Regions from separate parts of the Homo sapiens genome. Here regions 1 and 3 are each linked to region 2. The links are chromatin contacts, found by Hi-C or POLR2A ChIA-PET in ENCODE. All regions are on one chromosome and are shown on one strand. The core of a region is the stretch at or near the end of the contact, and the rest is flanking DNA. Distances in the headings are between cores, read along the strand shown. Region 1 overlaps NEURL1 (neuralized E3 ubiquitin protein ligase 1). Region 2 overlaps SH3PXD2A (SH3 and PX domains 2A). Region 3 holds the start of NEURL1-AS1 (NEURL1 antisense RNA 1).

Region 1 (4,668 bases), core at 121-2,620, 140 kb after region 2:
ATCCAGGCCGGAAATCTGGTGTCAGCCCAGATTCCCCATCCAAGAGGTCACCGTGTCCTTCTCAAATCCATCCCCTCCTTCCCTCCCCTGGCTCTGCCCATGGTTCAGGCCCCCAGCATCATCCTGCTCTGGACAATCATTCCAGCCTCCGTCCCCCTCTGCAGGGCTGCCAGGCGGGCATCTCTGCCCGACTCAGCCCTCTACCTCCTGTGGCTCCCGAGCATCAGGATAAACTCGACCCCCACTTTGGGGATTATTCAAGGTCCTCTGTGAACTGACCCCAGCCCATGTGTCTGGCCTCACCTTCCATGACCCCCCCTACCCCACCCCATGTACCTATGCTCCATGCACACGAGCCAGTTGTGTTCTAGAACATGGCACATCACTTGTCTGTTGCTTTTTGAACACTGTCCCTCTCCTTGGAGTGCCCCTCCCTGGCACTGGTCCCACAAACACTCCCACCTCACCTTCAGCCCCCAGCTCAGAAGAGCCTTTCCTCTGAGATCATCCCAATGCCCTGGGATGGAATAGACCAGACTATCCCTCTCCAAGGCTGTCCAGCCAGTCCTCTGTGCAGCCCCAGCCCTGCAGCCATGGCAGGAGGCCCTTCCCATACTGGGAGCACCCTGAAGGTAGAAAGGTATCTTTTTATCTCTAGATCCTTAGCATCTGACAAGGTGGTCACTCCATAATGCTCAAAGTAGATTTCATGAAGAAAGGAAGAAAAGAGGAAGAGGAGGAGGAGGGAGGGAAGATGAAAGCCTGGAGCCGATGGTGCGGGCTCTTTACTCTTCCCCCTTCTGCTCCTCTCCAGTGCCCCAGGTCCCTGTGGACCCAGTGAGACCCAAAGGTGACAGATTGCCTGGCCGTGACCTCGCAGCACCAGTGGGGGCCCTCCTTGTTCCTGCAGTACTATTGGCAGCACTAGCCTGTGCTCACTCGAGCAGAAAGAGCCAAGAAGCCACGCAGCCAGGTGTGTCCTGGAACATGGGGGAGCCAGAGTGCAGAGCCTTATCTGACCATCTTCCCTGGAGGCAGCAGAAGAGCATCTGCCTGCCCCCAGCCACCCCACTGCAGGACTACAGGGAGGAGGGGCGGAAAACCTTGTGCCTGGCTCCCTCCCAGCTTCTCCCGGATTAAAGCGGCAGGGGACAGAGCGCCTCCAGCTCATTTGCATAAACCATTTATAGCAGCGCCTTCAAACCCACGCCTTCCAAGAAGAAAAAAGCCCACTGCAATTGCCTGTGGCTTCCCAGTCTGTCGTTTTCCCTTCTCTTTCGTTTTTTTGTTTTAATGACAGGAAGCTGTGCTCAAGAGAAATCTCTGCCCTGGCTGTTCTTGGCAGCAGAGGGAGCTGTGCTTTCCCTCCAAATTGAATAAGAATGATAAGCAGCCAGCCCCCGGGTGTCAGTGACTTACAGTTTGCAAAGCCTACGAGCACTCACGAACTGTTTCAGTCTTCCCAGGAAGCACAGGAGGTAACTATTGCCAGACCCCATTTTACAGATGAGAAAACCAAAGCTGAAAGAGGGTAAGTGACTTGTCTAAGCCACAAAAAACTAGTAAGTGACTGTAATGGACATGGTGGCTGATGCCCAACATCTACACCACCCCAAGACAACAGCAGTTCTCAGCCCTGGTTGCACATCAGCATCACCTAGGAGGTAATAAAATTACTGGTAGAGCCAAGTGTGGTGGCTCACACCTGTAATCCTAGCACTTTGGGAGGCTGACGCAGGAGGATCACTAGAGCCCAGGAGTTTGAGACCAGCCTGGGTAACATAGCAAGACCCTGTCCCTACAAAAAAATAAATAAAAATTAGCTGGGCATGGTGGTGTGTGTCTGTAGTCTCAGTTACTTGGAAGGCTGAGATGAGAGGGTCGCTTTAGCTCAGGAGGTCAAAGCTGAAGTGAGCAGAGATCACGCCACTGTACTCCAGCCTGGGCAAGAGAGAGACTCTGTCTCAAAAAAACCAAAAACAAAAACAATTACTGATGCCCAGTATCCACGCTAGACCAATTCATAGAGAAATCTGAAGTGTGGGGCCCAGCTCCCCAAGCAATTCTCACATACAGCCAGCGTGCCATACCCTGGCAATAAGCCAATCACAATGGTTTCATTCCCCTTCTCAGTGACATGGTCAAGAATGGCCAGGTGACCCACTTCTGGCCAATGAGGCATAGATTTCCCAGCAGTGGGAAATGTGCTGGAACCCCTCTGAGAAAGGGATCCTTGCTCCACAGAACATAGGGGTCGTTCTCCTTTCTCCAGATATCACTGTGTCCTGCTGCAATTCCTGGGACCACCATGGCCATGTCACTACTGGTCTAGAAGGAAACCAACCCAAGGATGGCAGAGTAGAGAGATGGGAAGTACTTCATCCTACAGCCTTGACTCAGCCAACCCTGAAAGCCACCCACCTTGGGACATCCGGTTTTCTGCATAGTACAGCTCCTTACTGCTTAAGTCAGTGCAGGCCAGCATTTGTTATTGCAATAGATAGGCCTGAGACAACAGCAGTCACCTTCTCATGTCCCTCACCCCAGTCATCCCCATGTCATCCAGGAAAATGGGCCTCTGGATCTTCCACTGCAGGGTGGACGCTTGACTGATGGCCCCAGCTGTGGAGCTCTGAAGTCCATCCCCATGTTTGCTCCAAGGCAATGCTTCCCACAGCTCACCCCAGCTAGTGATGCGTGTGGCAGGGATATTAAGGCAGGACCATTCCTGGGAGATGTGGGGCTCCACTGGCCAGGGACTGTGGCTCTGGCTGAAGGATACTCCAAGGTCTTGCAGAACTTTTCTTAGAATTGCACTATAGTCTGATATGCTCCCACCAAACTTCCTTCCTTTCTTACCCCTCTCCTTCACTCAGGGTCCCACTTGCACTGAGGTCTGATGGCTCCCCCAGACTCCCCCAGCTTCCTCCTTATTTTTCTTCACACAGGCATTTCCCCTGATTATGTATGTATGTAGGCATGTATGTATGTATGTTTAATCCTCTCTTGATGTCTACTTAACCCATGACCTGCCTAACACACGACCTGCATCACCTCATGCCTGGACTACTACTACCCAGTTGTGTGTCCCTTCCACCCCATCCCTAATCCTTCCTACACAAACCATGCTACTCCCCAACTCAAGACCCTCCAACAGTTTCTTATTTCTTACATTATCGAGTTCAGTTACTTCTGCCTTTCTTTATAAGCAGTACTGACCCTGACCTGCCCTACCAGCCAACTCTGGCAGAAGACTGAAATCCATCCCTGTTGTTTCACTTACATGCCTAGAGGGCATCCCCATGTGGGAGCAACCCTGGCCATTGGCAGCACAGAAATGACTGATGTGGCCCATGACCAATGAATATTGAAGCTGTCCTAAGTCTGAGTACCAATTCCACCCCTTTCCACAGACGTTCCTCAATGACAAAGGCTCCCTCGGCCTCCCCTCACTTCGCCCCAATGGAATATTTAATTTAAAAAAATACATTTTATACACAAATCACCCTCCATCAACAAGAAGAGAATCCTCTAAAGATGGTTATGGTAACGAAAATGATTCTTATTCATAATGATAATGACATTAAGCACAAGATGATAAAGTTGAAGATGGTGATGGTACTGGAGAAAAAAGTAGTGATAAAAATAAGTGTGAAGGCTGGGCGTGGTGGTTCGCACCTGTAATCCCAGCACTTTGGGAGGCTGAGGTGAGCAGATCACTTGAGGACAGGAGTTCGAGACCAGCCTGGCCGACATGGTGAAACCCTGTCTGTACTAAAAATACAAAAATTAGCCAGGTGTGGTGGCACACGGCTATAGTCCTAGCTACTCAGGAGGCTGAGGCAGGAGAATCACTTGAACTCGGGAGGTAGAGGTTGCAGTGAGCTGAGATCAGGCCACTGCGCTCCAGCCTGGGTGAAAGAGCAAGACTCCATCTCAAAAAATTTAAAAAAAAAGTCTGAAAATAAAAGAAAATTTTAAAAGCAGAAAAGCAGGGGTTAAAATGTTCTCACATTATGATCTCAATGATATAAGCATATATGCAATACAGCTGACTTCCTCCTGATGCACTGCTATGTTAACCAGCTGTGTCTGTGAGGAATTGCATTTGGTTGCTAGTAATAAAAAACAGAAATAACATTGCTTTTAAAATATATTAAGTGTTTTCTTTAACATAGGAAGTCTGCAGGTACACAGACATAGCTAGTGTGGCAGCTCTGTAATTATCAGGGACCTGGGCTTCTTTCATCTTTCTACGCCATCTTCCACATAACATTGCAAGGTTGCTTCATAGTCTGAAATAGAAGCTGAAGCTCCAGCCAGCTTGCCCACATTCCAGGCAAGAAACAGAAAGAACACAGAAAACCAAAACCAAAGGACATATATTAGCTACCTGCCCCTCTTTAAAGGAGCCTTATTCAAAGTCCACCCAACAATTCTAATTTGCATCTCATTGACCAGAATGTAGTCACATGCCTACACCAAGCTGGACAAGAAGCTGAAATGTGTGGTCTTTTCATTGGACACATTGCACGCTCAAGTTAAAAACAGGGTCCTCAGCCATAAGATGAGTTCCATTTCCTCTGGAGAACATTCTGATTGATGCCCTTAGTACATGGAAACTTCAAAGCTGGGAGTGTCTTCCCTGGTGTCCCCACACACCCCTTT
Region 2 (4,637 bases), core at 1,920-4,419:
TTAGTAGAGACAAGGTTTCACCATTTTGGCCAGGCTGGTCTCGAACTCCTGACCTTAAGTGATCCACCCATCTCAGCCTCCCAAAGTGCTGGGATGACAGGCGTGAGCTACTGTGCCTGGCTGAGAAGTCATTCTTGACTCTTGTCTTTTACCTGCCAACTCGAGCTGCAGAACCAACTGTCTCCCCACCTCCACCATCACATGCCTTAGAAACCCCTTCATCTCTCCAGGAAGACCCCACCTTCCTACCTGGTCTCACTGCTTCTCTATTAGACCTCTATCTGACATTCTCCACACCACAGCTAGAGTGAGCTCTTAAAAAATATTGATCAGCTGGGTGCAGTGGCTCACTCCTGTAATCCCAACACTTTGGGAGGCCAAGGCAAGAAGATCACTTGAGCCTAGGAGTTCGAGACCAGCCTGGGCAACAAAGCAAGATCCTCTCTCTACCAAAAAAATAAAAATAATAAATTAGCCGGATGTAGTGGTGCAGGCCTGTAGTCCCAGCTACTCAAGTGGCTAAGGTGGGAGGATCACTTGAACCCAGAAGTTTGAGGTTGCAGTGAGGCATAATTGTGCCACTGCACTACAGCCTGGGCAACAGAGAGAGACCCTATCTCTAAATAAATAAATAGGAAGGAAGGAGGGAGGGAGGGAAGAAGGGAAAGAAAGAAAGAAAATAACATACTTTCCTGCTTAAATTCCCCCAGGGACTCCATCCCACCCAGAACTAATTCCCTACCCTGGCTCACAGAGCTTGTGTGACTTGGCCCCTGGCTGCCTTCCTGACCTGGGCTTTACCCCTCTTGTCCCCGCCCATCACACTGCTCAGCCACACCAGTCACCTTCTGCTCCTTAAACGCATCAAACACATTCTTCTACGTGGCCTTTGTACTTGCTCTTCCCTCTTGCCTGTAATGTTCTTCCCTGATCTTTCACATGGCTGGCTCCTTAAGATTTCTGCTTAAAACTGTCACCTTCTTAGCGAAGCTGCCTGATCCTGCACTGTCCAGCCTCCCCCGCAGATTACTCCTCTTCTTCCCTCCTCATCGCTTCCCACACTCTAGTGATCCTGTGTGTTTGCTTGCTTCTTCTCTGTCTCCCACCACCTCAAGAGCAAAGACCTTGGCTGCAGGGCTTGCACCAGCCCCAGGGTCCACTGGTACTTTTTGAATGGGTGGGTGGATGGAAGAAAGCATGCATGAATGAGTGAACCTTGTGCAGGCTCAGGAAAGAAAGGTCATTGTGGCTTTAAATTGGGGATCATTGCCTGGAAAGAGGAGACATTTTTCTGGTTTGGGAGCAGAGAGCGGGAGGCTTTGGTAATCCAGAGAGAGCACATGCACAAAGGTAGAGGGATAGGACTAAGTGTGGCTTGTTGGGAGACTGACCTAACTGAGCATCAACTATGCCAAGCACTGCGCAAGGTGTCGAGGCTATAGGAACGTGCCTTTCTACCCTAGAGAAGTTTGCAGTCTGCTGTGGGTGATGAGCTATATAGAAGAATGTACTATTAGATGGAGGGAAGTGAGGGAGCAACATGGTTACCTGAGGAAGAGCAGTCCAGGCCAAGGGCACAGCAAGTGCAAAGGCCCTGGGGTGACGGTGTGTGCTGGCTGCTCATGATGCAGTAGGGAGGCCTGTGGCTGGGATGAAGAATAGTGGAGGGTAAAGTGGAAAGAGGTGAGAGCAGAGATGTAGCTGGCAGTGGGGAGGGAATAGGGTGAAGCAGCACCATGTAGGGCCTTGCAGGACATTCTAAGGATTTTGACTTTCATCGAGTGAGATGAAGATTCACTGAGGGGTTCTAAGTAGAGGCAGGGACATGATCTGGCTTCAATCATAGAATGATGGGGATTGACTAGGCAGGATGGGTTATGATGTGCAAGGTCGCAGGGGGCTGCTAGCCAGGTGAGATAGGATGTGGGCTCTGGCAGCAGTGGAGGGGGCAAGGCACTGCGGGTGTTGGACAGACTCTGATGATTGGATGTGGGCCTCAAGGGAGAGTTTGTGTGGGAGCTGGGAAACAACTGCATCAGGTTGCCTGGGGTCCCACTCTTAGGCCGACAACTTGCCAGTCATGTGACTTGGGCAAATCCCTTCGCCTCTGAGAACAGATTATCTCACCTGTTCTGTTGTATCAGCCAGGGTTCAACTAAAGGAACAGAACGAGTGGGAGGTATATATTAAGCGATGTAGTGTAAGGAACTAGCTTACACAATTGTGGGGGCTGGCTAGGTAAGTCTGAAATCCTATGGCAGGTCATGAAAGGGGGCAGGCTGGACCCCCAGGCCCAGGCTGGAGCTGCTGTCCGCAGATGAAATGTCTTCAGGGAAACCTTCACTCTGCTGAAGGCCTTTCAGCTACTGACTCAGGCCCACCCAGAGTGTTTTAGATAATTTCCCTTACTTAAAGTCATCCGGTCATGGTCTTTAATAACTATAAAAATACATTCCCAACCAGGCGCAGTGGCTCATGCCTGTAATCCCAGCACTTTGGGAGACCGAGGCAGGTGGATCACCTGAGGTCAGGAGTTTGAGACCAGCCTGGCCAACATGGCAAAACCCCGTCTCTACTAAAAATACAAAAAATTAGCTGGACGTGGTGGCGGGTGCTTGTAATCCCAGCTACTGAGGAGGCTGAGGCAGGGAGAATCTTGAACCCAGGAGGTGGAGGTTGCAGTGAGCCGAGATCATGCCATTGCACTCCAGCTTGGGCAACAGAGCGAGGCTCTGTCTCAAAAAAAAAAAAAAAAAAAATTCCCCAGCAACACCTAAATTAGTGTGTGATTGCATAACTGGGGACAGTAGCTTAGCCAGGTTGATGTGTACCACCTGACCATCATACCTGTCAAATGGGGTTGTTATAGTAGCAGCGACCTGGCTTGCCCCAAAGTGCACAGGGTTCAAGGAGGTGATGCCCTTTGAGGGGTTTTGTGCTGTGCCTGGCAGTAGGAAGGGCCTGTTGTTGTTAGCTGTTGTTGCTTCCCCAAGGTGGGCACTGCTCCAGGAGCCCCAGTGGGGCTGGAGCAGACTCCCCAGAGCAAGGGGTTCTCTTGAGACCTGCAAAGATCTCATGCCTCTCACCCAGTTCTCTAAAAAGCTGCATTTCGCCAGGGCACCTAGCCGGGAAGTTCTGAGATGCGCCACTAGGGGGCACAGGTGGCCACGGAGCCTCGGGATTGTCAGGGCCCTGGGGCTGTTGTCAGGAGAGCCTGAGGGTTCATCCAACCCAGGAGTCCTGTGGAAGCTCCAGCTCGTTTACATGCAGATGAGGTTGCTCAAGAGTGTTGTTACAAGCTTGTTCTCTTAGGCAAGTGTTGATGTTCCTCATGAAATCCTGTTTACTTTATTCTTCTCCTTGGAAAAGTGGTGAGCTCAGCCCCACTTCTATCTCAGTGATCATAAAACTGTATTATTAGCTGAGTTCATGAGATCAGCATTAATGTAGTTTCACTGCAGAGAAGCAGTGTTGCCTGGGGTTGACAGTTTAGGTTTTGGCAACAGGAAGACAGGGTTTGAACCCCAGCTCTGCCATTTGTTATTGCCGTTTTAATTATTGATAGATTAAGAAAGAAGGGGAGAAGTTGGTCTTTGAGTTGAGACATTTATTTCCATTCTGTGAGACCCAGGAGGGGACGACAGGGCGTAGACTCAGCCATTGCTGAGTATTCCGTTGAGTTAAAAACGTGGACTCTGGAGCCAGAATGCTTAGTTTCATGTCCCGGCTCTGCCTGCTGTGTGATCTTGGGCAAGTCCTTCTCTATGGCTCATTTCTTCACCTGTAAAATAGGGATAATCAGGTTTTTTTCATGGGGTTGAGGATTGAGTGAAAGTTCCTGAAGTGATAACTCCAGCACCGTGCCTGGCCTAGAGGAAGCACTAAGGGTGAAGCAGCTTTTACTATGAATAGGAGGCAGCACCGGAGGGGTTCGTCTCAAACAGGAGAGAGCGCTGGTTTCAGCTTTTGCCCTTTCTCCGGAGTGACTCCTCAATCAGACAGGGGGAAGGTGGGGTGTCCACTATCTCATCATTGCCAGGAGCCTCCCTGCAACAACCAGGGTAGGTGGTCTTGTCCCATTTTATAGACCAGGAAAGGGAAGTTAAGGAACTTGCCCCAGGTCAGCCAGACACAGGATTCTCTTTTTTTTTTTTTTTTTTTTTTTTTGAGACAGAGTTTTGCTGTTTGCCTGGGCTGGAGTGCAGTGGCACAATCTCAGCTCACTGCAACCTCCACCTCCTGGGTTCAAGTGATTCTCCTGCCTCAGCCTCCCAAGTAGATGGAATTATAGGCGTCCGCCACCATGCCCAGCTAATTTTTTGTATTTTTAGTAGAGATGGGATTTCACCATGTTGGCTAGGCTGGTCTTGAACTCCTGACCCCAGGTGATCCACCCACCTTGGCCTCCCAAAGTGCTGGGATTACAGGTGTGAACCACCATGACTGGCCTTTTTTTTGTTTTTGTTTTTGTTTTTGCTTTTTTGAGACAGGGCCCCAGGCTCTGTCGTTCAGACTGGAGTGTGGTGGCACAACCACAGCTCACTGCAGACTTGACCTCCTGGCTTCAAGCAATCCTCTCACCTCAGCCTTCTGAGTAGTTGGGACTACAGACATGCACCACCACGTCCAGTTAGTTT
Region 3 (4,830 bases), core at 453-2,952, 170 kb after region 2:
TCCCGAGTAGCTGGGATTACAGGCACCCGCCACCATGCCCAGCTAATTTTTTTGTGTTTTTAGTAGAGACAGGGTTTCACCATGTTGCCCAGGCTGATTTTGAACTTCTAACCTCAAGCGATCCACCCGCCTCAGCCTCCCAAAGTGCTGGGATTATAGGCATGAGACACTGCGCCTATAAAAGTTTAAACTGTAAAAGCAATATGTGCTTATTGTTAAAAATAAATAAATATAACAGTACTGATTTGTGTGGAGTAAAAGCATCCCGTTCCCCAACACTACTCAACCCCAGCCAATTCTCCAGAGGTAGCCCCTGGTAACAGTTGGGTGGGTATCCACTCAGCCTTGGTCTGTGTGTGTACAAACAAACAAAGTAAATATGTCTGAGTGATAACTAGATGCACAGGTAGATATCAAGGTATGGAACCACAGAATAGAGTTGTTCCCCAAGATACCTGCACTGCTCACTCCCTCACCTCCTGCAAATGCCATCAGGTCTTCTCTGGCCCAACCTATTCAAAGTGCTGTTCCCCAGACCCCCCAACTCATAATCCCTGTATCTGCCTCACTCATGGTTTCTTTCTCTCCAGGGCATTTTTCATCATCTGACATCCATATGTCATGTTTTTGGGTTTTAAAAATCTGTCTCTCTTCATAAGAATATAATTCCATGAGACAGAGGACTTGTTCCCTGCTGTATCCTAGTACTTAGAACAGTGCCTGGCACACAGTAGGCATTGACTAAATACTGGTTGAAAGAAAGGAATGAAAGAAAAGAGGGAGAGAGAGGGAGGGAAGGGAAGGGAGAGGAAGAGGGGGAAGGAAAAATGTAGCACTCTAAATGCAAACAGGCCCATACTATACATATTACACAATTTGCTCTTTTAATAATATAGTAGACTTTTTTTTTAAATCATGGTACCTCATTAATGTGTAAAGCTGCAAGGTATTCCTGTGAATAGACGTCATCATTTACTTAACCCACTGCTTCCTTCCTGAAACTGTGTGGGCAGTAAGTGGAGAAAGGGGCAAAATAAGGTACTCCCAGTCCATGGCTCTTGGCAATAAGCTTTCCCAAATTTCAGTCTAGGAAATTGACTGTTCATGGATCAGGGCATGCAAAGTTACCCTCAAGAGACATAAAGGATACCTGGCTGGAGGTGAAGAAAAGATGTGTTCATTGGATGCCAAAGATCGGTGAAAAGGGGATGTCACTGAGGCACACTGCGGTGAGGCCCACGGGAGCAGAGCCAGGGAGATGGTGGCCTGCCAGGCCCAAGTGTTGGGTCCTCCTGGCAGGCATTTCCCTGTTGGTGAAGTGGCCTGGGCAAGGCTCAGAGCCCATAGGCATTGAACTCTCAGACTGTGTTCTCAACTTGCCAGGCCTAGAGCAAGTTCACCCAGCACTCAAAGAGCTGCTGCAGGGGAGAAGGTGCCAGGAAGTCCATCTGACAGAAAATTTCTCTTTGGGAAACAGTACATTGACTTCTGATTTGACTCATGAACCTTTGTGGACTTGATTACAGACAGCCAGGGGCTTCCAGTCCTATCAACTCAGAGGAGACACAGAGGAGATGAAATTTGGGGCCAGCTCAGGCAAAGGCCAGATGTGGGCAGGAGAGGACTCACTACGGAAACCAGCCCCTCAGGCTGACCCACCTAGCTCCTAGCTCACAAAGCCATTGTGTTGAGTAAATGAGGTCAGAGCTGTGGGTCTTGGGGCTCAGGGCCTGGTACACAGTAGGAGGTCATTAAACAGTAGGTATTTCTTGTTTATTATTAGAAGTTTGAAGAAGGTGAGTAATGGTATAGGGCAGGTCACACAATGGTGACTCACACCTGTAATCCCAACACTTTGGGAGGCCAAGGCAGGAGGATCGCTTGAGCCTAGGAGTTCAAGACCAGCCTCAGCAATATAGTGAGACCTCATCTCTACAAAAAGTTTAAAAATCAACTGAGCGTGGTAGCACATGCTGGTAGTCCCAGCTACTCAGGAGGCTGAGGTGGGAGGATCCCTTGAGCCCAGGAGGTGGAGGCTGCAGTAAGACGAGATCACGCCACTGTACTCCAGCCTGGGTGACAGAGTAGGACCCTGTCTCAAAAAAGAAAAAAGAAAAGGGAGGGAGGGAGGGAGGAAGGATGGAGGGAAGGAAGGAAGAAAGGAAGGGAGGGAGGGAGGAAAAGGAAAGGAAATAAATCAGGAAGTGTAAGTATTCCAGGTTTTTCTTCCAAAGAAGGAAGGAAGGAAGGAAGAGAGGGAGGGAGGGAGGGAGGAAGGAAGAAAGGAGAAAGGAGAAAGGAAAGTAAATAAATCAGGAAGTGTAAGTCCTCCAGGTTTTTCTTTCTTCCAGAATCGTACTGGTTATTCCAGGTCCCCTGAGGAGGAATCTACATTTTTCCAAGCTCTCCAGGCAATTCGTAGGCCCTTAGAGAACCACTGCACTGTGCCATATCATACCTCTAAACTCTGCTCCCTTGGCCTCTCTGGCCCTCTGACCTTTCCTGATTCTCCTTGTACCTCTCCCACACCTTCTTCATGGTTTCATTCTGTCCACCCTGTGATATTTCAACCACTCTCATGGTTTAAGTGACACCCACTGCTGACAACTCATTGTGGCCCTGATCTCTCTTCTGAGATTCAAGCTCACACATGGAGTTGCCAACCCAGCGTCTCCCCCAGGATATCTCAGGGCTCTTCTGACACACCCTGGCCAAAACTCAACCTATCATCTTTCCCTCCAACCCCCGCCTTCTGCTTGGGGTCCTGATGGGATCACCATTCTCCCAGTCACCTGAAAACCTGGCACCAGGAATAATCTTGGATTATTCCCTCACTCTCACCGCCTGCATCATTCAGTTATCAGTGCTGCCAAACACAACCTTTTATTTTTTTCTTTTCTTTTTTTTTTTTTTTTTGAGATGGGGTCTCACTCTATCACCCAGGCTGGAGTGCAGTCGTGCAGTCTCAGCTCACTGCAACCTTCACCTCCCAGGCTCAAATGATCCTCCCACCTCAGCCTCCCAAGTAGCTGGGACTACAGGCGCACACCACCACACTCGGCTAATTTTTTATATTTTTGTAGAAATGGTGTTTTGCAATGTTGCTCAGGCTGGTCTCAAACTCCTGGACTCAAGTGATCCACCTGCCTTGGCCTCCCAAAGTGCTGGGATTACAGGCATGAGCCACCGCACTCGGCCAAAGCACACCTCTTAAATATGTTTCAAACGTGTTCCTTCCTCTCTTGGACCACATCTGTAGTTCAGGCTTCAGCATCCCTCCCCTAGACAACTTCACTTCCTTCATAAGTGGTCTTCCAACTTGTCCCTCTTAACTCCATCCTCCACAGGGTAGCCAGCACGATCTTTCCAAAAAGCAAATCTAAAACTTTCAATAGCTCCTACTGCCCAGAGACACCTAGGGTCTGTGTGGACACTAGTTCATTCGTCATCTGGTTTCACTTTCATGGCTGAGCTAAATGTTTCACTAGGTGGTGATTTGTTCTTGGCAACAAGATGATCTTTTGCAAATGAGAGTCTCACTGACCTTGCAGAAGTGAAAGTTTACTATACCTTTATAAACAGCCTTGGCTAATGTACTAGCATGACTGCTAAAAGAGCAGTGACTGGAATTTTCATAGTAAACAATGCAGCATCTCCTACCCTAATTTCCCCAGCACCAGGGGCCTTCTAGTTAGGATTCCCCAGGCCCACACTTTCTAACATCTCTCTTTCCTTTTCCAGTCCCACACTGGTCAGTTACAGCCTCCTACGTCCCAGCTGTGCGTTTCCTGTGAAAAGAATAAGTGAGTAAATGAGAAGTTATTTTAAAGGATGTGAAGTGGGGAACTTCCTCTGGAAAGAATATCTAAACACACACTTGATGTTTCTTTTTTTTTTTTTTTTTTTTTTTTTTTTTGAGACAGAGTCTTGCTCTGTCGCCCAGACTGGAGTACGGCGGCGTGATCTCAGCTCACTGCAACCTCCGCCTCCCAGGCTCAAGCGATTCTCCTGCCTCAGCCTCCCGAATAGCTGGGATTACAGGTGCCCATCACCACACCTGGCTAATTTTTGTATTTTTAGTACAGACAGAGTTTCACCATGTTGGCCAGGCCAGTCTCAAACTCCTGACCTCAGGTGATCCACCTGCCTCGGCCTCCCAAAGTACTGGGATTACAGCCATGAGCCACCTGCCCAGCCTGATGTTTCTTGAGTAGACTGAGATAGAACTAAGGCCACAGGGTGGTGAGGTGGATGGGGAGAGGGGGCTGTCCAGAGAGAGCCCCAAGGCTGGCCTGAGGCACCTAGAGTTGAGCACACCCCTGTCGGTGGCCCTGGGCATGCATGCTTCCTGCCCCACTCCCTATCCTACGTATGGGGCCCTTAGGGTCCCTGGGTTTTGAAGTAGCTGCCCCAAATTAATAGCCTAGTTAATAAGTGTCAGAGTCAAGGTTTGAACCCAAGATCTGCCTGTCAATCTCACTCCCTTGCCACAGTGCCAGGGGCTACTCCCTCTGTTCTCCACCAGCCCTGCCCTCTCTGCAGGGCTGGGGGTCTGAGCAGGAGGACTTCCCCAGACAAACTTTTGGGTCTGAGGGGCCAGACCCTGCAGACTCAGGAGTCTAGAGTGAAGAGAAGCCCAGGGGCAGATGGCCCAGGCTGGGGCAGGAGGGGTCAGAGAGCAGAGGCCTCAAGGAGAGTCCACACTCCACTTGACAAGGAAAGGAGCCTGGGCACAGAGAGGGATAGTAACCAGCCCGGGGACGCGGTCCATGGCAGGTAAGAAACACTCCCTTTGGAAGGCCGAGGTGGGCAGATCACAAGGTCAAGAGA

What was found. A loop is a pair of places that touch in the nucleus more often than their neighbours do. ChIA-PET counts read pairs that join two places held with the same protein, here RNA polymerase II (POLR2A). Pooled maps may share reads with other maps.
Region 1: a loop to region 2 is called in a map of CD4-positive, alpha-beta memory T cell, with 6 times the contacts of the local background. The contact joins two enhancer-like sites. A Hi-C loop is called at or near these places in 1 of 168 maps with a recorded cell type or tissue (CD4-positive, alpha-beta memory T cell) and 7 of 50 pooled maps. POLR2A ChIA-PET finds 5 or more read pairs at or near these places in 3 of 52 experiments (Panc1, T-cell and activated B cell).
Region 3: a pooled map shows a loop between it and region 2 (2.9-fold over the local background). The contact joins the promoter of NEURL1-AS1 here to the enhancer-like site in region 2. A Hi-C loop is called at or near these places in 1 of 37 single-sample maps with no recorded cell type and 6 of 50 pooled maps. POLR2A ChIA-PET finds 5 or more read pairs at or near these places in 1 of 52 experiments (GM10248).

The regions. Positions count from the first base shown.
Region 1 is chr10:103,539,578-103,544,245 of GRCh38, reverse strand. The region is part of intron 1 of NEURL1 (neuralized E3 ubiquitin protein ligase 1); the gene reads right to left. Among named protein-coding and RNA genes, the nearest start is that of NEURL1-AS1, 24 kb to the right of the region's middle. Within about 2 kb of position 1,370, at least 6 of the 41 ENCODE cell types and tissues checked have a DNase peak (open chromatin) inside an H3K27ac peak, as active enhancers do.
Region 2 is chr10:103,684,868-103,689,504 of GRCh38, reverse strand. The region is part of intron 6 of SH3PXD2A (SH3 and PX domains 2A); the gene reads left to right. Among named protein-coding and RNA genes, the nearest start is that of SH3PXD2A-AS1, 60 kb to the left of the region's middle. RefSeq lists an enhancer at 2,835-2,884. Within about 2 kb of position 3,169, at least 6 of the 41 ENCODE cell types and tissues checked have a DNase peak (open chromatin) inside an H3K27ac peak, as active enhancers do.
Region 3 is chr10:103,514,314-103,519,143 of GRCh38, reverse strand. It overlaps NEURL1-AS1 (NEURL1 antisense RNA 1), which reads left to right and starts at 1,702. Exons shown (of 4, transcript NR_120675.1): 1 at 1,702-1,758; 2 at 3,742-3,803. All of the region lies in intron 1 of NEURL1 (neuralized E3 ubiquitin protein ligase 1), which reads right to left. RefSeq lists enhancers at 3,370-3,529, 3,550-3,629.